Linked DNA regions of Homo sapiens: region 1 is linked to region 2. The links are chromatin loops, found by intact Hi-C in ENCODE. Cell type or tissue: IMR-90. All regions are shown on one strand. Links, peaks and the distances in the headings refer to the core of each region. The heading gives the core; the rest is flanking DNA.

The links. Peaks named below come from ENCODE experiments on the same cell type or tissue, not always from the same donor. Only the 100,000 strongest peaks of a DNase experiment are listed, where the experiment ranks them.
Region 1: it touches region 2 in a loop (4-fold over the local background); 4 of 110 quality-filtered maps call a loop at or near these places.

Annotation. Positions count from the first base shown.
Region 1 is chr9:100,320,054-100,328,053 of GRCh38, forward strand. It overlaps TEX10 (testis expressed 10), which reads right to left. Exons shown (of 15, transcript NM_017746.4): 8 at 7,734-7,909; 9 at 6,249-6,426; 10 at 1,630-1,718; 11 at 212-345. Among named protein-coding and RNA genes, the nearest start is that of TEX10, 29 kb to the right of the region's middle. In IMR-90, for the core only: CTCF peaks have their summits at 3,076 (motif pointing left) and 4,741 (motif pointing left); a DNase peak (open chromatin) is centred at 4,728.
Region 2 is chr9:100,213,944-100,231,051 of GRCh38, forward strand. INVS (inversin) reads left to right here. Exons shown (of 17, transcript NM_014425.5): 4 at 12,119-12,292; 5 at 15,717-15,884. Among named protein-coding and RNA genes, the nearest start is that of INVS, 120 kb to the left of the region's middle. In IMR-90, for the core only: a CTCF peak has its summit at 8,936 (motif pointing left); no DNase peak of the experiment used is centred there.

The sequences.
Region 1 (8,000 bases), core at 1-8,000, 100 kb after region 2:
TCATTCAAATTGCTGATTTGTTCTGTTCTAGTGGCACAATTTATAAAGAATGTTTCCCTTTTCAAACGTACTTCTCCCATCCAAGATTATAAGCACTTTAAACAAGTATCTTTGAAAAGATCTCACACAAGGCAACTCATATATAGTAACTATTACTGGTTGATGAACTGAATTTTAATAATTATTAGTTTCTTTTTAAATGAACTATTACCTCTGTTACATCCCAGTGGTGTAAAAATTGATCCAAATCTGTAAGGTAGAGAAGCACAGGGGAAAGCTGTGTCTGGATGACATGAGGAACTCCTCGAAGGCTCTGAAGCCAAGTCAACTCCTCTTTCGAAAACCCTAATTCAGGTAACAAAGAAAGCCAATTTAAAAAAACAAAAAACAAAAAACAATGACTTTCTTAAAAAACAGAGATGACATATGCCTTCAAGTGAACATTCTTTAAGCTACCTTGTTTTCTCTGAGCTTCTGCATTTCATGCTATATTTTAAAAAATAAAATGCTAGCAATGAAGACAGTTAAATTCATATAATTATATAAAAGATGTGATCAGACCCAATCTATAATATAGCAAGAAACAGGTTTTACCACTTCTACTAGGGTTTTGACAATTTTACTTAGAGTGAAAGGCATAATCTTTCCAATTAATGGTAGGTTTAAAAAAGCAAATGAGCAAGTAAAAGCAGTAATATACTCCTACATATATATCAAATGCTTTAGGTTCTTAGATAATAGACCTTCAAATGTTTCAAAACTACTCCATCCCCCTAGGTGTTTTTACTTTGACAATACATGTATAGTTCATTCAACAATTTCTAGTTCCCCTTACCACCTCTATTTACACTTGGCCTAACCTACACAAACAAGCTGCCAAAGTCACTCCTGAAAGGTAGTTCTCAAAATGATCAGAATACCACTGATGTGGCCCAACCCTATCTACCTTGATGTTCAAATCACTATACTTCTGTAAGCACTACCTAAAGAGGCATCATCTAGTTTGATAGCCATGTCATAGTACTGACTCCCAATGAGCTTTCTAAAATCACTAAAAACTTTCTGACAACTACTATTAAAACACACAGCCTCTCCCACCTCAAATGTATACATTCATAAATATACAGTAAACATATAGGAGCTTACATTTATCTTCTGAAGTATTTATCTTGCTAGATTCAGCATAGTATTGGATCTGTCAAGTTCTTTTTGGATCCTGACACTATATTAACTCTCCTAATTTCAAGTCTTCAGAAAATTTCAAAGAATCCTATCATTATCCAAGTATACAATGAAAATATTCAAATAATACATTTAAAATAATAGTAGTAGTACATCAAACTTAAAAATACAATAACATGACATTCAAATAATGCTCAGGGTTTTGATACTCATACTATAAGAGATTTAAAGACAAATCATCCATCCTCCTGCCTCAGAAGCCTAACAGTGTATGTAGGTTAGAAATATTCTTTCGATTTCCAGTTACTAATCACAAAAATCACTCCAAGATAGAATATTTATCATCTTCAAAACTGAACCAAACTGATAAAATGGCAAATCTTAGAAGGAGAATTGTGATTCATATTAGGTTTTTTCTTTTTTAATCTGGCAAGTGAATGTGGTTACCTGTAAGTGTGGAAAATAAGAAGCTGAAATAGTCTACATCACTCATCAACCAGTCTTTAGCTGAATACTTCCACCCAGAAAATGATGATCTATAAAAAACAAAGGGAGAACTATTACCAGAAGTGACCAACTTGACAGACTTGTCAAAGGTAGCACAGTATATAACCATTGTTCTTTACTGAAAACAAGTTTGATTTAGTAGCTTAAAATAAAACCCATAGTATGCCTTGTATTAATTTCATATCCAAGGGCTCAAGTACCCTAGTATGAAAGTTTGAAATTCAAACATATTAATACAAACTTTCATTAAAAAGCATACTTGATCAACATATATAGTACAACAGAAAATTTCCATCCCATCTGAAAATCAGACTCTAAGGAGCCAAGATGAAGTTTTGCTTTTCAGTAGTAGGTTCAGCTGCTATGTATTTACTATTTGATTTTTATAGTCTTACCCTCAGCAAATGAGTTATGTTTAAACAAGCTTCAGCTTCCTACATAACTAAGCAAAAGTATCTTAATTAGGCAAAGAAAACTTATCTTTAAAGCCACTATAAGGCAACTATGTGTTCTTATTCTTAGTAAAGTTGTAACTAGGTCTATTTCACAATAGTGCAGCTAAGGTATTGGCAGAGGACTCAAAAGGAATAGCTAAATGTAAAGCAGCTTCCCATTAAATGAGGATTATTTGGTTCCTCCTATGAGATCAGTTTCTAGTGTCTCCTTTAAAAATTCCCTTCAAGGTAAGGCTAGGAAGAAAACAGATGTCAGTCATGGGTATTGCAAAAAGGCTGAGAATAATCAGACAAACTTATACTAAAAATTTTTATCACAGACAACTGAATAAATATCAAACAAAATTAGGAACTTCTAATTCACCTATAAGTACTTAGTAATTTTTTTACTGTTATAATAATTGCATTTATATTTATTTATATATATATTTTTTGGGGGGATGGAGTTTCTCTTGTTGCCCAGGCTGGAGTGCAATGGCATGATCTCAGCTCACTGCAACCTCCACCTCCTGGGTTCAAACGACTCTCCTGCTTCAGCCTCCTGAGTAGCTGGGATTATAGACGTGCACCAACACACCCAGCTAATTTTTGTATTTTTAGTAGAGATGGGGTTTCACCATGTTGACCAGGCTGGTCTCAAACCCTTGACCTCAGGTGATCCACCTGCCTCGGTCTCCCAGAGTTCTGGGATTACAGTTGTGAGCCACTGCACCCAGCCTTATTAATATTCTTAAGGAGGGGACAGGCATAAAATAATGAAAACACTCTTCTTGAGTGTCATTCCCAGGTGATAAGCAAAGGTCTATGGGGACAATAGCACATGCTAAGGGGGTTATAAAAAGCACAGATGCTCAACACAAAGAAGTACAAAATAGTGGTTGAAAAACAAACTATTATCTTCTTGACCTCAATGAAAACAGGAAGCAATTGTGCCATCCAGTGGCCAAAAGGGGCAGCAAATTTATTTAACAGCCTATTTAAAATTCTGACCCTGTGAAAAGTGATAAATGACAAGCAATATATCATACTGTCTTTAAAACTATGAAAACCATATATACTTTCCAAGCCTGAACACTTCTGTGAGTAAAAGGGGGTGGCTGGCGCTGATTATGCTGGGCCAAAAGGAGTAAAATGGAACTGTTCCTGGCAGACCAGGTCATATGTTCACCCTATTTAAAACCCAAGCCAAACTTCTTGGTGCAAGCCAATTTCTCCTTCCTCAGAGATTTTACCTAACACCACGGAGCATCTTTCCGTATTTATGCTTTCTGTTTCCCCAATCTGGCTATAAATAAACTGGGGTAGAGGGGTAAGAACTGAGAAAAGGCCACTGGATATTATTATGAAACACCACAAGTAGAATGGTATGAGGAAAACATCAGATTGTAAAAAAACTATAACTGGTTGGTAAAAAGGTAGAGAGAGCAATTCTAAACACATTTTTTAAAAGCTGAGAGAAAATAAACATGAATGATTTCTAGCTGATGGGTTTTTAACACATGGAATCCTTGCTTAGGTGGTACATGTCCTGCCATTAGACAAATGCTTTAATAGAGACAGCAAGGTATCAGAACTACAAAAATTGAGCTAAACTTGATCTCACAGACCAATTAGTGTGACAAGATAAAAATCAGAAATGAGTAAAGGAGTATTGCAGAAAAATCAATCTGGCAACAGTATACAGGATGCATAGGACTGAGAAGCAACATTGTAAGAGTATAAGTGGGAAATAATTTAAAAGTTGACTATTTTATAGTCATGGTCAAGAAGAGGAGCTATTTTGAATAAAAAACTAAAGATATGAAGTAACCCAACATATGTCTGAATGAACTAACCGTCAGTCTTTTTTTTTAAAGATGGAGTCTCCTTCTGTCACCCAGGGTAGAGTGCAGCGGCATGATCTCAGCTCACTACAACCTCCGCCTCCTGGGTTCAAGCAATTCTCCTGCCTCAGCCTCCTGAGTAGCTGGGGTTACATGCATGAGCCGCCATGCCCAGCTAATTTTTGTATTTTTAATAGAGATGGGGTTTCACCACGTTGGCCAGGCTGGTCTCAAACTCCTGACCTCAAGTGATCTGCCTGCCTCAGCCTCTCATAGTGCTGGGATTTACAGGTATGAGCCACTGCGCCTGGCTAGTCTTATTATGACCCTATGAAAAGTGATAAAATGATGGTGCTATGGGCTCAAGAAGGCTGAAAAGTCCTAATTTTGTATTCTTTTTAAAAAGGGACTACTTTAGATGGGAATAATATACCTACATAGAGAGAAGTCTACTAATGGACTCTGTACAAATACTAAAAAGCAAAATTTAATTTGGTAGACTTTTAACTACAATGACAATCATTTAAATATGAGTCTGTATTATCAGTATTTGTAAAATTAATATATTTTCCCAATTCTCGCCACTCATCGCCACAAAAAGATAAAAGCAAAAAAACCCCAAGATTTTAAAATAATCCTTGACAAAAGTTATTAAACATAAGTGAACAGATGTTGATGAAGACATTAAATGCATCTTCCAAGGAGAATCAATTTCAAGAAACATTCAAGGGGTGATTTAACGGAACTGAATGTAAGTTATATCTAAGGAACAGAGTGCCCTCTACTGGAAGTCAAATAAAAAACAAGCTCTTAAGTTACGGAAAATTTTTTTTAAAAATTTAACTTTTAAAAGGCCTAGCATTTTGCTTACACAAAACAAAGTGCAGTTTTTTAATATCTAAAAAGAAAAAACATGGGAAACTAATCAATATTTAAAATTCTTAAAAAATATGTCCAGGCCCCTCTAATGTGCATATACAAGGAAGAAATAAACCTAAAATTTTTAAATACAAACAATATTTTATTTATATGTTTTTCTCTGTTTTGGTAAAAGGCAAGTTTATTGTCAGTTATGAAGCACACTTCCAGTGACCAGAGTCAAATATCTGTCCTATACTGGTATGAAGAAAGTCTATTAAAAGTAAGCTACTCTTACCTACCTGAGATAGGGGATCTATACAAGAAAAGTTTTCAACTACAGCCTAGATTTCTATTTCTGCCTAAAACCACATCAGACCCTACCCACAACCAGTAATACTGCTGAATACTAAAATACTATGACTGAAGATATATACATGAGGATACTTCCAACATGAGCAACATAAAACCTTTCAGAGTTTCAGAGTAAAATGGCACAGCCGCTATGGAAAATGGCATGTAGTGCTAGCTACTTTGGAGTCCAAGGAGGGAGGATCTCCTGAGCCCAAGAGTTCAAAGCTGCAGTGAGCTATGATCATGCCACTTGCACTCTAATCTGGGCAACAGAGTGAGAACTTGTCTCTTGAAATATTAAAACTTTCTTTTTTTTGAGACAGAGTCTCACTCTGTCGCCCAGATTGGAGTGCAGTGGTGCCATCTTGACTCACTGCAACCTCCACCTCCCGGGTTCAAGCAATTCTCCTGCCTCAGCCTCCTGAGTAGCTGGGACTATAGGCATGCACCATCATGCCCAGCTAATTTTTGTATTTATAGCAGAGATGGGGTTTCACCATGCTGGCCAGGCTGGTCTTGAACTTCTGACCTCGTGATCTGCCCACCTCGGCCTCCCAAAATGCTGGGATTACAGGCATGAGCCACTACGCCTGGCAAAACTTTTCAAGAAAGGTTAAAATGGTAAATTTTATGTTATGTTTATTATACCACCAGGAAAAAAAAAGTGAGAGATTACAAGTGATTCCTGGTCTCAGTCCACAAGCTTGTTTAATTCACCAGCTACATTAAATTCTGAGCTCTCTGAAGAAAAGGTCTATACTGCAATTCCATAACAACAAAGGTTTGAAGTACGACACCATCACCTACCAATAAATCCCTTACTACACACACTTTTGATAATTCTATTTCAACCCTTATTCCAAGCTATCTATAAAAGTCATTAAACAAGTAACTTGAAACAGTCTTACTCTTGTGAACTTACTCTACCTAGTGATATAGTTTTAATTGTTGCATTAAGAGTAAATGAAAGTAGTGTATGCGACTTCAAAAGGCTTCCGTAATTCACAAATTACCAGTAAAAGGGGAAAAAGATTATACACTTAAAATACAGCTCACTTGAGCATGCTACCTCATGTGCAGTATCCCGATAAGCATGGCAGCCAAACTTGAACTGAGTCTTCCCATAATACAGCAACGACTTAACCGAGAAAGCAAATCAGCCGGCAGACTGGGTAGGAAATATACAAGCTGAACCAAACGCTGCTGAGAGTCTGCAGGGAGAACCACCACAGCACCTTCTTGTGGATCTAGTGAGGTGGATAGACATATTAAAAACAACTATAAAAGACATGCAAACCAGAGATTAATAAAGCAGATCAATGACTTCCATTGAATTATGGGCTAACATTTTATGCTGAATTTTATGAATATCAATTACATAAAAGCATAATTATATTAATATCATAAAACACATATGTATGGCTTGTTAAGCTACTGCATAAAATAAAACACCAAACATAATTTAAAGATTTAATATACAAGTGTCTTGTTAGAAATAAAAACTTTCAGGGGGGTAATAAGGAAAAGAGATTGAATGCAAAGTAAACAAGCAATTTTGCTAAACAGTGACAATTACATCAACCTGACTTAAAGCAAAAGACTTTGTTTGCTGTGTGTATATATATATACCTACAGATATATGACCAATATTGAAAAATACATATTTAAAACTACAACCCACAAAAGGTGGAAACCACTCAAATGTTCATCACCAGACAAATGGATAAATACCAGTGACATATCCATACAACAAAATACTACTCAACAATAAAAAGGAATAAAGTATTGATACTTGTTACAACACGGACAAATCTTGAAAATATTATGCTAAGTGAAACAAGCCAGACACAAAAGGCCCCATGTTATGTAATTCCAAAATATCCATGATAGGCAAATCCATATAGACAGAAAGTAGATGAGTGATTTCCAGGGGCTGGGGGAAGAAAGGAATAAGGATGAACTTCCAATCAGTACAAGTTTCTTTCTGGGGTGATAAAAATGTTTTAGAATTAGACAGTGGTGATAGTTGCACAACCTTAGGAATATATTTTTTAAAATTCATTGAACTGTACATTGTAAAATGGTGAATTTTATAGTATGTGAATTATATTTCAATAATTATATGCATACATACATCCCAGTTATGTTTTAATAATTTTGCTTAAAATATTAGTTAAGTCAGTCCTAGATGAACAAAGAATATATGAAAGTCATACGAGATATTCACTATGATTAAATAAGTAATAAAGATATGTCTTGCCATCAGAGCTTCAAAGGAATTTTTAAGTATCAGATTAGTTTTGAATTTATGAATAGCAAGTGGTTTGAAAGACAATTTAAGAATGCAATAAGCATCAACAATCATTAACCTTCTATATTCTAATAAATATTGAAAATGAATTTACTGTATGATGTTTTGTTCTGGCAATTTAACCATGGTATTACTAATTCAGACTAAGGGAAAGGCAAAATTACAGAGCTCCCCTTAAAAACTTCTTTTGTATATCAGGGTGGATCAATGACTACCCATACCATTAAACAAATGAACTCTTACCATAAATTCGGAGGGCAGTAGCTTGTAAACTTTTTAGTAATTCTTTATTTGCTCGTGCTGCAGCGGTATGAATGATATCGATAAGCTGTGTAGAGAGCTCAGGATTTCGGGAGCCAAGATGAGCAAGTTGCAATGGTAAGCCAGCCAGCCAACGGGATAACACTTTACTACGATATCTTAGAAAGGCCAAAGAAGAATAAAATGTAATACTCAAAGACAAGGGAAATAAATTTAAACAAAAAAAAAATTTTTTTTTAACTTAAATAT
Region 2 (17,108 bases), core at 4,884-12,883:
TGCTTCAGGCCCATGGTAGATTGACTCTTCCAACAACCCATCCCTCAGCCCAGCATTGTCTTGACATGAGTATGCCACTACATCAGCTACTTTTATTTATCTTACCAAGAGAGACTAGGACCATCGCTTTAATTTGTCTCATACAGCACTTACTTAACAAGACTCCAAGTAGCAGGATAAAAACATCCTGTAATATTGGTATCAACTATGTCCCTCAGTATCTTGGACTAAATCAACTGTGAATAAGCCCCAGAGGAGAAAGTAGATCTTACTTTATACAGCTAGGATGTAATCTAAGTCTGGTCTGTTATCTATTTTGACCCATGCAAGGGAGTTTAGACTGACATGCTAATCTTTGGCCTCGTTGCAGATAGTTACAGGAGGCGCTAGATTACAGGGGCCAAAAAGCAACCCCCAAGCTCAAAGGTGGAATACACCATGGCCTACTCTTTCCTACATACAAACATGTAGCCTAAAGAGGCTGAAATAAAGAGTCACTTTATTTCAGGATTTGTCATTAAACTTGGATCAACCATTACATTGATTTGTCTAAGCCACATGGGCAGTATCACTAAGTAGTTGTTACTTCAGTTGCCATGCATGGCATAATCCAAAGCTGCTCACATGTCAGAAGAAGCATATGGATTTGTGTACATCAGATTAAAATAAGGTTGTGCCAGTCCCTTTGCTTCCATGTATACAACGGGGTCCACATTCAGGAGCTGTCATTGATGGTATCAAGCACAGCAAAAGAATTAAGAACCACCAATGCCCATGTGAATTTTTCTGTTTCATAGCAAGCACATGGTCAGAGATAAAACAGACGCAGGTCAGATGGCTGGCCTCAGCTGCTGTTTGATTCAGGTAGCTCACTATATATTTGTTTTGCCAGGATGCACTTGCGGATCCAGAGGACAAAGAAAGTATTAATTGTCCTCCCCATCCCTGTACTTCCTGAGGTCTCATGTGTTTCCTTCCTAGGGGCTGAAGTTGTTGCTTTCCTTCTTTGGCCACATAGTTAATGTGTCCCATTCCAGTAGATATAACTTCGCCTTTTCTCCAATCATCCCCTACTTGTGCCTGTAGCTTATAGAAGGGTAAGTACATATGGGACAAATTTAGAAACCTATTATGTCTTCCATTTTGGCCTATATGGACCACTATAGAATGACTCAGTGAGCAGGGCACTCAATCAGATGGTCATTATGGATATTTATGATCTGGGACCTTATCAGTTGAACAAAATGAATCCAGGTGGGTAAACCCAAATTAAGCTTGAATCTCTAAGCCCCCTTTTGGCTGGCTGCCACCCAAGGGATATATGAAACAAACCATCCTGAGATTGCTTTTGGGAAAAAGAAAGAAGCAAGATAACCAGGGTTGGGCCAGGCAGAATCCCAAATTTTCAAAACAGATGTATATAATCCCCCACTCCTTTTGTCCTGATTATTTCCCAGGAGGCTACAAGGATGAAATGAACCCTTTCTGAAGGTGGCCACAGTTAGTAAGCAAACTGCTTCATACAGGAGTGTGGACCAGGAGGAGGTAAGAGAGGTGGAGCCAGAAACATTTTTGAGTTGATTTTCAAGAAGGCCTTTCCAAGCTCTCAACAATTCCAGATACCTGAGGATGGTAGGAAGCATGGAATGTCCATTAAGTACCTAACTATTGGCTCATTGTTAGGCATATCATGGTCAGACTATAGAAGGTCTAGGAACCCCAAAACATGGTCCTCAGTGCTATAGCTTGAATAGGCTAATCAGATTGGAGCAGCAACTCCATATGGTGGAGCAGCAACACCATAACCTGAAAAATGTCTATGGTGGAAAGGCACGAGGTGAGCCCAAGAGGAGGTGACAGAGGTCCCTGCTGGGAAGGGGCAAGGGCAATCCTCCATGTAATGTGGACTCCTTCACCACAAGAAAAGGAGGCCAACTGGGCAAGATACATAAGTCTGGTATGCAGTGGTATCTTCTGCATGAAAAACATACCTTTTACTTTGTATCCATTCTATTGTGGTGGGTTCATTGCCTTATCTAGTGCAGTGATGGATCCTAGTGGCAAATCCCAGTGACCAGGCAATACAGACTTGTTCAGCGACTTGATTTCAGTCGGTCTTATCAGAGAGCAGGCCCTTACTGTTACTGTGGGTATCTATGTGAGTGACCCAAAGTGTCTGATTGGCAGCCACAATTTGTTTGTAGTTTGTGGCCCCAAACAGGAATATCTTTAATTTACCAACTGTAGTCTTCCAAGTGGCAGACCAGGTGACTACAGTACTGTTAGCAGACCAAGAATCAGTAAAAATACGGCTAGTCTTTGGGAGTATTGCCTAAGGTAAGGGTGATGGCTTTTCATTTCAGCCCATTGGGCTAACTGGTCATTACCACTCAGTCTCCTGGAGCTGTCATTGAGGTTGGACAGCTACTGCCCCCTACTGGACACCATCGGGTTTTAACTTAGCCAAAGCATCAGCAAACCAGGCCAAGGCATTTAAGGGACCATTAAGCCAGCAGCTTTGCTTCAGACAGTGGCCACCTGTATACCCAGTGCTTTGTCCTCAATGTCAAATAAGTCAGGCTAAAGCAGGAATCAGATACATAGAACAGTTGACTCTGTCCTATTAGGCAAGGTTTTGCATTCACATTCACTTTTGAGCACCTGCTCACTCATGTCTCAACCAAATGAACTTCTAATGTTTTCAATCCACCTAAAGATCCATGTCAAATAGCAAAATCTTCATTGTTCTCTCCATTTATTTCTGTTTTGGAGATTTCTTGGCCCTGCAGCCGCAACCACATGGTCTTTCAGCTTGCTGCCCCCGTGGTCATGTACCATTCCTTCTTTTGCCTGCCCAGAGGAAGGTGAGCAAAAACAAAGGCACTATTTGGGTGGCTTGCTTTAATCCCACCTCTCACCATTCAGACTCATTAACAGAGAGAATACTGGGGTCACTCGCCCCTTAACCTTGCCCACCACCTGGGCATGATCTCAGGGGGTCTTCTCACCCTTGAACCTAAGGATACCTGAGAATGGGCCTCTAGGGTTCTTGTCCTTACTCTTCAAGAAAACTATGTCTCTCCAGCTGGGTGCAGTGGCTCATGCCTGTAATCCCAGAACGTTGAGAGGCCGAGGTGAGTAGATCACTTGAGGTCAGGAGTTTGTGACCAGCCTGGCCAACATGGTGAAACCCCGTCTCTACCAAAAATATAAAAATTAGCCAGGCATGGGGGCACACACCTATAATCCCAGCTACTTGGGAGGCTGAGGCACAAGAATTGCTTGAACCCGGGAGGCAGAGGTTGCAGTGAGCCAAGATCGCGCCACTGCACTCCAGCCTGGGCGACAGAGTGAGACTCTGTCTCAAAAAAATAAAAGGAAGAAAGAAAGGAAAACTATGTCTCTGTCAGTATCCTATCATCTTTTACTGTCTTGTCAGTTCTGGCATTTAATTAACCCTATTTACAAGGTAATAAGTTAGCTGCAGATGCTGGCAGAAGACACAAGACTCCCATCAGAGACGAAAAGCGTCATTACTAATGGCATAGCTAGGAGCTAGGAGTACTTATCTGTTTGCATGAGTTTCCCTCCCCTCCAAGGATTATGGGGGCAATATGGAGGACTCAGATGGGCCCAGCACACAGTGGGTTTGCATGACATCTGAAGAGTGCTAGATTTTGGGAATCTCCAGCTTTTAGTAAATAGAGTAGTAAGCAAGCCTGCTTGTTCTTTGCCCTGGTGGGTGACATTACCTCGTCACTCAAGATTGCTCACTGCAAACCCCACTCTGGAAAATGGTCCCAGTAAAGTGGAGTCAAGCTTTTGCATTCTTGGCATACCCAGTAAGTACATTCAGGGACATTCAAGGCCCAGGGCAGATTGCCTCTCCCAACACTATTGTGGTATTTCCAAAACTCATTTGTGTCTGCAACCACTACAGAAAAGTTTGATATAATGAAATTACTGATATTTGCGACCTATATACTTCCTAGGGATAGTAATTCTTTTTACAAATTAATACAGTAAATGCCTTGAGAGTTTATAAATACATAATTATATAGCTATAATTATAATTAATAAATCATGTTTCTATTTTTCCATTTCAATTTTAAGTAATGTATTTTGGGTATATAATATATTTAGGATTTAAAATGAACTATGACAGAGTACCTACTTTACATTTGTGTGTGCTATTATAAATATAGTTATCTTTCTAGGCCAAAATTTTATACCAATTTGTAAATGAACAAAAAAATATAGTGAACATTTATATATATATAGTGAGCAATTGTTTTTCTCTCCAAGTACAGTGACAGAAAATATAAGCACTGGGGACACAGAACAAGAATGCAAAGAAATTAATTGGAAAACATGTAGGTCCCAAAGTATTGGTTTTGGGAAAACATCTGGCCTCTTCAGTACTCCAGTGGGGAGAAGGGCCACCGTAGGCAGTTTTAGTCAAGTCTTGGGCATTGAAGTCTGTTAAAGTAATCGTCTCAGCTGAAGAGGAAGCAAATAGCAAAGGCCCCAGGGAGACAGATATAGAAAATATGGTAGCCATTTTGGGGAAAAAATGTAGAGGTAGGATCCAGAATATTTTGAGGATCAGCTGCCAATTATCTATAAGTTAATCATAAAGGCACTTACTGGGAACAAACAGCAGTCCTGTAGAATATGATTTCAGAATAGGGTTCAGGAAGATGCCTCCTTCCTTTTCACTGATTGAAAGGTGGTCATATTTGTGCAAAAGGCAAGAAAATTCTTAGAATTTTGGAATATTCTTTGCCTCACTATGAGGCTACAGCTTTATAGGAAGCTGTTTATCTAGAGAAATGGCAGAAGCAGGACACCATCCAAGCCTCAGGTCAGGAAGCTACTCACTAGCTCACTGTTAATAATTGTGACATCCCTAATATCACTGAAGACAGGGCTCCAGGAGATCTGTGTAGGAGCAGATTGTTATAATGGACTAGGAGCTGGGTGGAAGATGCTCTATGGGTCAACAAGGAGAAAAAAGGAAAACAAAGCAAACAAATGAAAAACAAAAATGAACCTGCAGACAGAAATTTCAAAATATTTGAAGAAATCTAATGCTAACAAAGCAAACAATATTATTCAGATTACGAATTCATTCCTAGTGGGAGAGCATAAATAAAGCAAAAAAATAAGCCACACAGAGAAGATATTTGCAAAACCAACCAAGAATTAGTATCCAGAATACATAAAGAACTCCTATAGATCAGTAAGAAAAAAAAACAAATAGCCAAGTTCAGAAATGAGTTACAACACAAGAAGGCTATTTACAAAAGAAACAAATATCCAGCAAACATATAAAAACATTCCACCTCAATTCGGGAAATGCACATTAAAACACAGCTGTAGGCCAGGCACAGTGGTGCACGCCTGTAGCCCCAACTACTTGAGAGGCTGAGGTGGTAGGATCACTTGAGCCCAGGAGTTGAGTCCAGCCTGGGCAAGCTATAGCAAGACCCCTTCTATTAAAAAACAAAACAAAAAACTGTAACCGTCAGATTGGCAAAAATTAGCAAGTCAGACAAAACCCAGTGTGGTGAGGATGTGGAGAAACAGGAACTCATACATTACTGTTATGAATGTTAACTTGGAGTAGCTATTTTAGAGAGCAATCTCAAACCAGAAGTTTCAGAAATTCTTATGTACTTACCAGGAGATATGTATGAGAATATTCATTACAATATTGGGTAATCTTGAAAAATGAGAAACATGCTAAATATCCCTCTAGAGAAGAATAAATATATTATTTTCATATGACAGCATACTTATTCCAGTGAAAATGTATGAACCCAGGCAACTTGAATAAATCTGAAAAATACTGCTTTGAGTAAAAAATGACACGATTCATGCAAGACCATTTGTACAAAGATTGAAAACATGTAAAACAATACTATGTCGTTTATGGATATATATATATATATATGTTTGTATGAAATAGAAGCATAAAAACATTCATTGGAATGATAAACACCCAATTCAGGATAGTAGTCTCCAAAGAGGGAGAGAAGGTAATGGAATTGGGGACACAAAGGAAGTATTAACTTTATCTGTTAGGTTTTATTACTTAAAAAATGAAAAATCCAAAGCAAAATATCAAAGTATTTTTCTCAAAATCTCCATATCATTGTTATTACCATTAAATAGCTATGTGCTTTTTTTTTAAAAAAAGGAGTTCATCTTAAGAGAACTGGACAGACACAAATATAAAGTTAAAAATCACATTTTGACCTAATTTGTTTCCCAGATTCCTTTCAAGTGCTGTTCTCTGGGTCAGAGAACTTTTAATTCTCTTTCACCCTTTTCATACATTTGGAGAAAATCTAAGTGTCATAATCTTTATGTGACAGATGAAAGAAGCTCTTGGTGTTAATTACAGGAAGATTTAGAGGAAAATTATGACCACCTAATGAAAAACGAAAAAAAATTTATTCACTGTTTCAGAGATATTGGGAAATGTTTTCACATTTCAGAAGCATGATGGACCTGATCATAGCAGAGTAATGTCCTTTTAAATGACTAAATCAAGACCTTCCTGTAACTTCAGCTCCCTTACTTCTGCTTACCTACCATCAGAGTTTTCTTAAGTATATATCCTCTTTTGATCTATTATCTCCTTCGCTCTTATACTATTTCCTACCCACTCCAAAATTATAAAAGCAGACCCTAAAACAAACCGTCCTCCAAACAGGATCAGTTTCTGTATAGCTCTAACAGGTTATACTAAATGATTAACTTCCAGGCCAGGCACAGTGGCTCACGCCTGTAATCCCAGCACTTTGGGAGGCTGAGGCAGGCGGATCACCTGAGGTCAGGAGTTTGAGACCAGCCTGGCCAACATGGTGAAACCTGATTTACCAGGCTTGGTGGCAGGCACCTGTAATCTCAGCTATTCAGGAAGCTAGGGCAGGAGAATTGCTTGAACCCTGAAGGCAGAGGTTGCAGTGAGCTGAGATTGTGCTACTGCACTCTAGCTGGGCAACAGAGCAAGACTCTGTCCCAAAAAAAAAAAAAATAGATTAACTTCCAAATCCTCCAAAAAGTATTTGCATTATAAGAATATTCTCAAAAACATAAGAACTCCTCAGTTCAAGAAATACCGAGGAAGTATTTAGACTTTCTGTAATGAGAAGGTTTTACAGGAAGCAAAGTAGCCTATAACATGGGTCCAAAGGGTCACACAACCTTCAGAGGGTTGTCAAATTAGCTTACTGCCTCAAACTAGTATCTTCCTCTGTTCCATTGATACTAGAAATATTCTCCTGATTTTAGCACTTAAAGTTCTCTGTCCCTTCTGCTCATTCCCAAAGATTGAATTTGCATACAGGACAATTTTTTTTTTTTTTTTGAGACAGGGTCTTCTCTGATACCCAGGCCGGGGTGCAGGGGCACAATCATGGCTTACTGCAGTTTTGACCTCCTGGGCTGAAGTGATCTTCCCACTCCGGCCTCCCAGAGTGCTAGGATTACAGGTGTGAGCCACTGTGCCCAGCCAGTTGCTTGTTTAGGAGAACAAACAGGTTGGCCTTGGTCCAAGTAAATTATATTGTTTCTAGTCCAGCCTTCATAGATAATATCTGATGGGTCTCTGTCATTTGAAATAGGAGATGCTGGCCTCCTCCCCAAGGTACCTGCTAAATTCCTATTGTCTATGCCTTTGTTGGTCCTATATCATCATTATCTGTAGGCAGAATATAGACATCTTTCTCAGTGAAAAAAAAAAATCAGACAAACCACTACTGTAATTCCCCATTATCCACGGTTTTGCTTTCTGTGATTTCATTTACTGTGGTCAACCATGATCTAAAAATACTAAGGTATTTTGAGAGAGAGAGACCACATTCACATAACTTTTCATACACTATATTATTATAATTGTTCTATTTTATTATTAGTTATTGTTAATCTTTTACTGTGCCTAATTTATAAATTAAACTTTACCATAGATATGTGTGTATATGAAAAAAATAGTATATATAGAGGGTTTGGTGCTATCTGCAGTTTCAGATATTCACTGGGGATCTTGGAATGTATCCCCAGGAGATAAAGGGGGACTACTCTATTTATAACATTCTAACTATTTTTACTTTTACCTTTTCCTAATCTTGGTTCTTAATCACTAGCTGAACTGTGTATATTACAATCAGATCTTTCTGTCTGCATGCCCTTTATCTTGGGCCATTCTTGGTTCTATCTGACCATCTATGTTTTGTTGAATACTACACACTGGAAAACTATTTATAATAATAAAAACATCTACTGAGCATTTGCTTTGTTCACTGTTCTAAGAACTTTTACAAATATCATTTGTCTCATTTCATATGCATAATAACTTCAGGTACCATTATTACCCCTGTTTTATATATGAGAAAATAGAGGCACAGGAGGATAATTTATTTAATCTGTGAAAATGTTTGATGATACTTCTGTGAGAAACAAAGATGAAATTATGTCAAAGAGCTTTGTAATACGTAAAACAAAGTACGAGCATTGTACTGTTATCTGCTTCATAACAAGGCTCAATGAATATTTGTTGAATGAATGAATGAGTAAATATCATTACTGAGTTGCACTGTGTCTTGTGAGGGTAGAGTCCTCAGAATAATGTAAAGTGTAAATATGCCAAGCACTGTGTCTATAGCTCAGTAGTTACCCCCACCAACATATACTAGTTTCCTTCTTCTCCTTCCCTTTTCCTCTAATTTCCAATCGAAATGACTGTCTGATTGAATATCTTTAAAGGTCATGATGAATTACTCTGTAATATTTGAAGTGTTATGTTCAGAAAGGTCAAACTTTATTTTTCGGTATGAAGTGTCACACAGATTTGTTTTTCCTGGGCAAACTTTTTTTTTTTTTTTTTCCCCAAAGAAAAGATGGCAAGAAATTTAGAGCAGGGTGCCCTCTTGAGGAAATTTTAGCATCTTCCTTCTCAAGAACTGACATCAAATGAAATGACAAGTCCAGATAAATGATGTACACTATTAATGAAGCTCAGAAAAATGAAACATTAAAAAGTAAGAATAACCAAATACCAGGTATTTGAGAATTAAGATTCTTAACTGTTATGATCTAATATAGCAACTGTAAATAAGAATTTTTATCATTTATTTATTTATTTATTTTTAATTTTTTTTTTTGAGACAGAGTCTCACTGTGTCACCCAGGCTGGAGTGCAGTGGTGCAATCTCAGCTTACTGGAGCCTCCGCTTCCTGGGTTCAAGGATTTTCATGCCTCACCCTCCCGAGTAGCTGGAACCACAGCTTGCACCACCATGCCCGGCTGATTTTTTTTGTATTTTTAGTAGACACAAAGTTTCACTATATTGGCCAGCCTGGTCTCGAACTCCTGACCTCAAGTGATCTGCCCATCTCGGCCACCCAAAGTGCTAGAATTACAGGCATGAGCCACCACTCCCAGGCTTGTAAATAAGAATTTTTAAATGAAAACAAAAACCTCTAGAAGATATTTCATTTCTTCTTATTTACTCATTTCTTCAAGTAATATTTATTAGGCACCTATTCTGTGCCAGGAACTATGCTGAGCACAGGGATCAATAAAACATGGTCTCTGCTTTCATGGAGCTTACAGTTTGTGAGGGAGCTCACACTGAAGAGAAACAAACAAATATATATGTAATTGCAAACTGAGAAAAGTACTATGAGAGAAATGAATAGGTACTAGAATAAAGAATAACAAGTAAGTTCTATTTAGGGTCATCAAGGGAAACCTCTCTGAGAGGAAATATCCAGCAGAGTCCGTTGGCTTTTCCACCTATTCCAAGTCTTCCCATCTAATATAGACAGTCTACAGATCCTCTTTCCTAGCCATGGTCTTTCTTATCTTCTCTTATCTCTGCCCCTGTGGTGGACTGAGTCAATCCTATCTCTGCCCCTGTGGGCAAGCAGTTAGTTCTCATTCGTCCTTCTGCACCTCACTGTCACTCTAGTAACCTTGCCTTACAGCAGGGATGTCCAATCTTTTGGCTTCCCTGGGCCACACTGGAAGAAGAAGAATTGTCTTCGGCCATACATAAAATAGCACTAACAATAACTGATGAGCAAAAAAAACAAAACAAAAAAAAACACGCAAAAAAATCTCATAATGTTTTAAGAAAGTTTAAGAATTTTGTTGGGCCACATTCAAAGCCATCCTGGGCCACGTGCAAGCCAGGTGCCGCGGTGTGGACAAGCTTGCTGTAGAGCTGCACATTCTTCACAGTAGGTGGTCTGCTTGATTAAAAAATGTATTCCTTACTAATATTGATAGTCCCTCATAGGAGAACATCAATGCATTATCATGCTAAAAGGGCCCACTTCTAACAAGGTTAAGGATGACAAATGGACAAATAATCCTGCCTGCCATTATCCTCTGAATAGGGAGAGATAAATAGGCACGAAGTAGGCTGAGAACCTGATCAGGCAATACTGTTTGGTCACACTGACCTTGAAATATCTGAGGTACCAAGCACATAGAAACCTCCAACTGGAAGTAAAAATGAGGAAATAGATCTGAGAAAAGAGCCCAGAAGAACAATTTTTAGAGTCTTATTTTGTTCAAAGCTGCCATGTTACACAGACTTACTATGTAATGGTTGGCCTGGCTCATTAACACTCTTGCTGTGGCCCTTGTAACTAAGCTTCTTTCTCTTTTTTTTTTTGAAATGGAGTCCGGCTCTGTCACCCAGGTTAGAGTGCAGTGGTGCGATCTCTGCTCACTGCAACCTCTGCCTCCCGGGTTCAAGCAAGTCTCTGCCTCAGCCTCCCGAGTAACTGGGATTACAGGCGCCTGCCACCACGCCTGGCTAATTTTTGTATTTTTAGTAGAGACGGGGTTTCACCATGTTGGCCAGGCTGGTCTAGAACTCCTGACCTCGTGATCCCCCCACCTCAGCCTCCCAAAGTGCTGGGATTACAGGCATGAGCCACCGCACCCGGCCTGCTTCTTTCTTGAGGTGGGTTGATTCTACCAGACTGGAGGATTTAACTGACTTGGAGAGTACTGCCTGCAAGTGGGTGGGCCTACCATGACTTCTGAGTTGGCATTTAGGTGACCGTTTGAGTCTGGGATCCAAACTTGGTTTTTTTGTTTTTTTTTTTTTGAGACGGAGTCTCACTCTGTCGCCCAGCCTGGAGTGCAGTGGCACGATCTCGGCTCACTGCAAGCTCCGCCTCCCAGGTTCACGCCATTCTGCTGCCTCAGCCTCCCGAGTAAATGGGACTACAGGCGCCCACCACCACGCCCGGCTAATTTTTCGTAGAGATGGGGTTTCACCGTGCTGGCCAGGATGGTCTCAATCTCCTGACCTCGTGATCCACCCGCCTCGGCCTCCCAAAGTGCTGGGGTTGCAGATGTGAGCCACCACGCCCGGCCCTGGGATCCAAACTTTGAATAAGCTGCCTCTACCTTAGTTGTACCCATAAATAGCTTTCTTTAAGAAAACTAATCATCCATACCTTATTAACCAGAGGTCCTGAACAAAACGTTTAACTACTTTGAATCTCAGTTTCCTCACCTGTAAATTGGGATTTAACATCTCTGCTTATTTCGCATTATTACACTTTGAGTATAAATAATAGGTACTATGTTGGTCAAAATGTGCTGAAACTAATACACCTACACATTGCTGCTGTTAGATAGCAATTTGGAAAATACACCAAACACTGTAAAATGTGCAAACGTCTTTGACCCAACAATTTGGTTCCTGATAATTTATTCTTGTGAAAAAATTAAGAAAAAAAATGTGAAAAAAGATGTACAGTGAAGCATTTACTACAAAAAAAATATTAGAAACATTCTAGATATCTAACAATAATAGACTGGTTAAATAAAACATGTTGTTTTATTTGCAATAAAATATTGGCCAGCCACTATGTAAATTATATTCATGTAGAAAGTTCTTGGAAGGAAACATGAAAAAATAAAACAATTGATAGTATAGTGGAATTACAAGCATTTTTCCTTATTAATTTCTCTGGATGTTATTACTCTAGGAGAATAATTAACATACTTAAAACATTTTAAAATTAAAAAAAATTTTGACCCCATAGTACATTTTTTTCTTATCATCTCTTGTTTTTTATTTAGGGAAATTATCGTTTCATGAAACTCTTACTTACACGCAGAGCAAACTGGATGCAAAAGGATCTGGAAGAGATGACTCCTTTGCACTTGACCACCCGGCACAGGAGCCCTAAGTGTTTGGCACTTCTGCTGAAGTTTATGGCACCAGGAGAAGTGGATACACAGGATAAAAACAAGGTAATGGATACTCAAAATCAAAGACTAATAAGACCAGAAAGCAAATGCTTCCTTTTATGATGTGAAATTTCAAGGAAGAAGGCCTGAATTACCACATATATACATGGTAGAACAATTCCAAATCTCCATACATCTCAGGGAAGTATTTCACTTAAATTCTGTCATTTTATCCTCTCAGCAACCATGTGTGTTAGGTAGTATCATCTTTTTACAGATGGAAAAACTGAAGCTCAGGAAGATTAAAAGTTTGCCCAAGATGCAAGTGGCAGAACTAGAATTCAAATCTAGTCCTGTCGGCCGGGCGCATTGGCTCATGCCTGTAATCCCAGCACTTTGGGAGGCCGAGGCAAGTGGATCAGCTGAGTTCAGGGGTTCAAGACTGGCCTGGCCAACATAGTGAAACCTCATCTCTACTAAAACTACAAAAATTAGCCGGGCATGTTGGCATGCGCTTGTAATCCCAGCTACTCGGGAAGCTGAGGCATGAGAATCGCTTGAAACTGGGAGGCAGAGGTTTCAGTGAGCCCAGATAGTGCCACTGAACTCCAGCCTGGGTGACAGAGTGAGACTGTCTCAAAAAAAAAAAAAAAAAAAAAAAAATCAGTCCTGTCTTAACTCCAAAACCCAATATTTGACAGGGAGTCATAATAGTTACTATAGGTGGTTAGACTCATGATGGCCAAATGCCCATGGCAATGTCCTAAATGCTTAGTGGTTTAGTGGCCTACGCTTTGGTATCAGCCTTCCTGGGTTTCAACCCAGAATCCACTACTTAACTTGTTCTGTGTCCTTGAGCAAATTGCTTAACTCCTCTGTGCCTCAATTTTTGTATGTATGGAAAAAGGTTAATAGGATTACTGTTAGGTTCAGCATAGTATTACATTTCAGTAAATAGAATCAGAACAAGTATAACATAGGAAAAGAAAGGAATTACGTGTTGTTTATTGAAGATGTGGTTATAGGTAATTAGTAAGTGCTATTATACTTGTGGCTTTTTAAAAATCTGCAGTTGTTAGTAAGCAAAAGTAGTAAGTTAAATAGTGAGTGTTCATATTAAATGCCTATAGGTACACCTTGAAGGAATACCATGTATGTCAGTTTCTAAAGTTTTTAATGTGACAGATGAGCTTGGTTCCTGCTCATTAAATTATCTAATTGTAGATTGGATTGCTGACAATGCTACTCACGAGGGCTAATATATATTTAAACAGTTCTTACATTTTTTCTTAATAATTATCCTAATAGGGAAGCCAGTCTTATAGAATTATGTTGACGAGAACAGCAGAAGAGATTTTAAAGCAACTTCAACAAGTTCAAGATGATCATTTTCAACTTTTATCTGAAATAAAGTGTGAACATTGTCAAAATCAAAATGGAGTTGTTTCTGTTTAAAACAACAACAACAAAACCTGACAGAGCCAGGGAAGGCCATGAAGAGAGGATTCTTGTGCTTGTAAGCCTGATTAAAAAAAAAAAAAATCACAGACTGTGCAAAAACCACAGCCTTGCACAAAGGCCATCATAACCTTACACAAAAATTACTTCTTCAAAGACATTTGCCCAGCAACTGCCTGTCCAACCTTGCACTGGCATTATCTTTGTTATCGATCTTTGTAGCCAAGGATCATCATTTGAAAACAATTACGTAATCCTGCTCATTTTTCTTTTAAAAACTTTTGTCTTCCTTTACTTGAGTACACATAGTTTAGCAATGCCCTACTACCAGATACCAAATAAACATTATTTTCTTTCTTTCTTTTTTTTTTTTTTTTTGAGACAGAGTCTCACTCTATCACCCAGGCTGGCGTGCAGTGGTGTGATCTTGGCTCACTGAAACCTCCACCTCCCAGGTTCAAGCGATTCTCATGCTTCAGCCTCCCAAGTAGCTGGGATTACAGGCATGCGCCACCAGGCCCAACTAATTTTTGTATTTTTAGTAGAGACGGGGTTTCACCATGTTGACCAGGCTGGTCTCGAACTCCTGACCTCAAGTGATCCACCCGCCTCGATCTCCCAAAGTGCCGGGATTACAGGCATGAGCCACTGCGCCCAGCCAAACATTATTTTCTTTTAGAGAGACTCTGTTATTTAGGTTGACTAAAGCAAGTGCTGCTGTATTTTCAAAATGTATCTTTTCATCAATAACTGGGTCTAATAATTTATCCTCTAAAATTATATTTAAATTAAAATTTGTCTACTGATACATGGAATGGGTTCCAGATGCATGAATTTCCTATGCATGTATTTTTTTATAGATATTAAAATTCGAAACATCCTGTCAAGTTCTTAAGGTCCTTGGTGATAACCAGATGTGCATTATCAAGATCATCACTTACTTTGTTGATGATTATTTATAAATGACTGGGCCGCTTTCTCTTTCTCAGTGTTATCAGTACCGGATGAACTAAATAACTGTCATGCCTAAGAGGTCAGATTCTGGAGTCAGACTGCCTGGGTTAAAATCTCAGTTCAGCCACTTACTTCCTTTGTGTCCCAGAGCAGATTACTTAGGTTCCGTGTGCTGTTTCCTCATCAATCACATGCAAATTTAAAAACATACTTGTCTCCCAGAGATAGTAAGATGACTGCATGCAATTAAATAGACAATAGTCTCCCTTGTTCAAAGGAAATATATTCCAACACCTCCAATGGACACTTGAAACTGCGGATAGTGTCAAACCCAATTCCCGTCAATAGGAACACATTTCTGTTCATATCTTCTACCCACAAATTTAGTACTTTTTCCGTCTTAACTAAGCACTTATCAGGCACTATGGCCATAATTTTTGCAGTTTGGTATGCAACAGCAAAACCAGCATGAGTTTCTTCTTCCTTCTTTACAGTTTCACAGATAGATTTGTTCTTACGGTAGAGCTTAGCAAACTCAACAAACAATTTTTTCTTATTAAGTTGAGAGCTTTCACCTTTTCACTTAAAGGAAACACTTCATAGCTGCTCTTTGGCATATCTGAATCACCAGTATCAATAATTTTGAGCTTTGGGGCCATTAAGTAAAAGAAGGATGACTTGAACACAAGCACTGTGAATCTAATATTGTGACAATGAATGGGATAACTGAGTTGGCTGCTAGGTGACTAACTGGCAGGGAATGTCTACGGTGGGGATATGCTGAACAAAGGAAGGATTTGTGTCCCAGGTAGGATGGGGTGGGATGAAGCACTATTTCAACATGTTATTTAGAATGGCACACAATTTAAAACTTATGAATTGTTTATTTCTGGAATGTTCTATTTAATATATTTAGACTTCGGTTGAACACAGAGACCTGAAATCATGAAAAGTGAAAACAAAGATACAGGGCAACTACTGTATAAAACTCTTATAACAGTGCCTGTCCCACAATAAAAGATTGGGGAAAGTTAGTTGTTACTGTTGTTATTTCGAGAACCTCTCGATTTTGCAGCAAACAGCTCTGCATTGGAGTGCCTACTACAATAACCCTGAGCATGTGAAGCTGCTCATCAAGCATGATTCTAACATTGGGATTCCTGATGTTGAAGGCAAGATCCCACTTCACTGGGCAGCCAACCATAAAGATCCAAGTGCTGTTCACACAGTGAGATGCATTCTGGTGAGTTGAATGGTACTGCTAGACCTGAATGGCCTTGAAATTTTTTTATTATGAATTATTTAATATATACAAAAGTGTATATTTGACGTACAAGCAAATTATTAAGCAAAAGAATACAACAGACATATGGACTCATCCCCCAAGAAGTAGAACATTTCAGTACCACTATTTAAGACCACATAGAGGTTTCCTATGTCCCAGTTTTTAAACGCATTCATTCCCCCTACGCCGTGCTCATTCCTGTACCCCAGCAACTACTTCCCTGAATCCTGAATTTATATTTATTTCCTTACTTTGTTTCATACTTGTTTTTATTAAACAGTGAATAGATATAAGTATCAGTAAAATACATGTAAAGTATAAATAATAATGAAACAACAAATACTCATATACTCAATATCAAGTTTAAGAAAAAGTATATTACCATTACCTTTGAAGTCCTCTGAGTGGAGTACCTCTCAGTCTCATTCTATTCTCTCCTTTCACAGAGGCAACAACTGTCTTCAATCTTGTGTTATCATTCCCCTGATTTCCATTACCACATTTATTTGTATCCTTAAACAATATATTGCTCAGTATTTAAAGGTTTTGAATTTGATATACAAGGAATTATATTGCATGTTTTTGTTTTTGTTTTGTTTTGTTTTTTTGCAGTGCCCTATTCTTTCTCGCTCAACCTTATGCTGTTTATTTTATTTTATTTTATTTTGAGACAGAGTCTTGCTCTGTCACCCAGGCTGTAGTACAGTGGCATGATCTCGGCTTACTGCAGCCTCCACCTCCCAGGTTTAAGCAATTCTCCTGCCTCAGCGTCCCGGGTAGCTGGGACTGCAGGCGTGCGCCACCGTGCCTGGCTAATTTCCGTATTTTTAGTAGAGACCGGGTTTCACCATGTTGGCAAGGATGGTCTCGACCTCTTGACCTCGTGATCTACCTGCCTCAGCCTCCCAAAGTGCTGGGATTACAGGCGTGAGCCAACGTGTCCGACCACTGGTGATTTTATCTATGTTGCTGCATGTAGCCATGATATATTAATTCTTACTGCTATATAGGATTCCATCTTACGAATAAGCCACACAGTATTCATTCTGTTATTGACAGATACTTTGTTTCCAGTTTTTTGTTATTTACAAACAGTGCTGCATTGACATTTTTGAACATATCTAGGATATATATTTAACTGGTTGTTATAGGTGTATAGGAATGCAGTTGATATTTTTGATC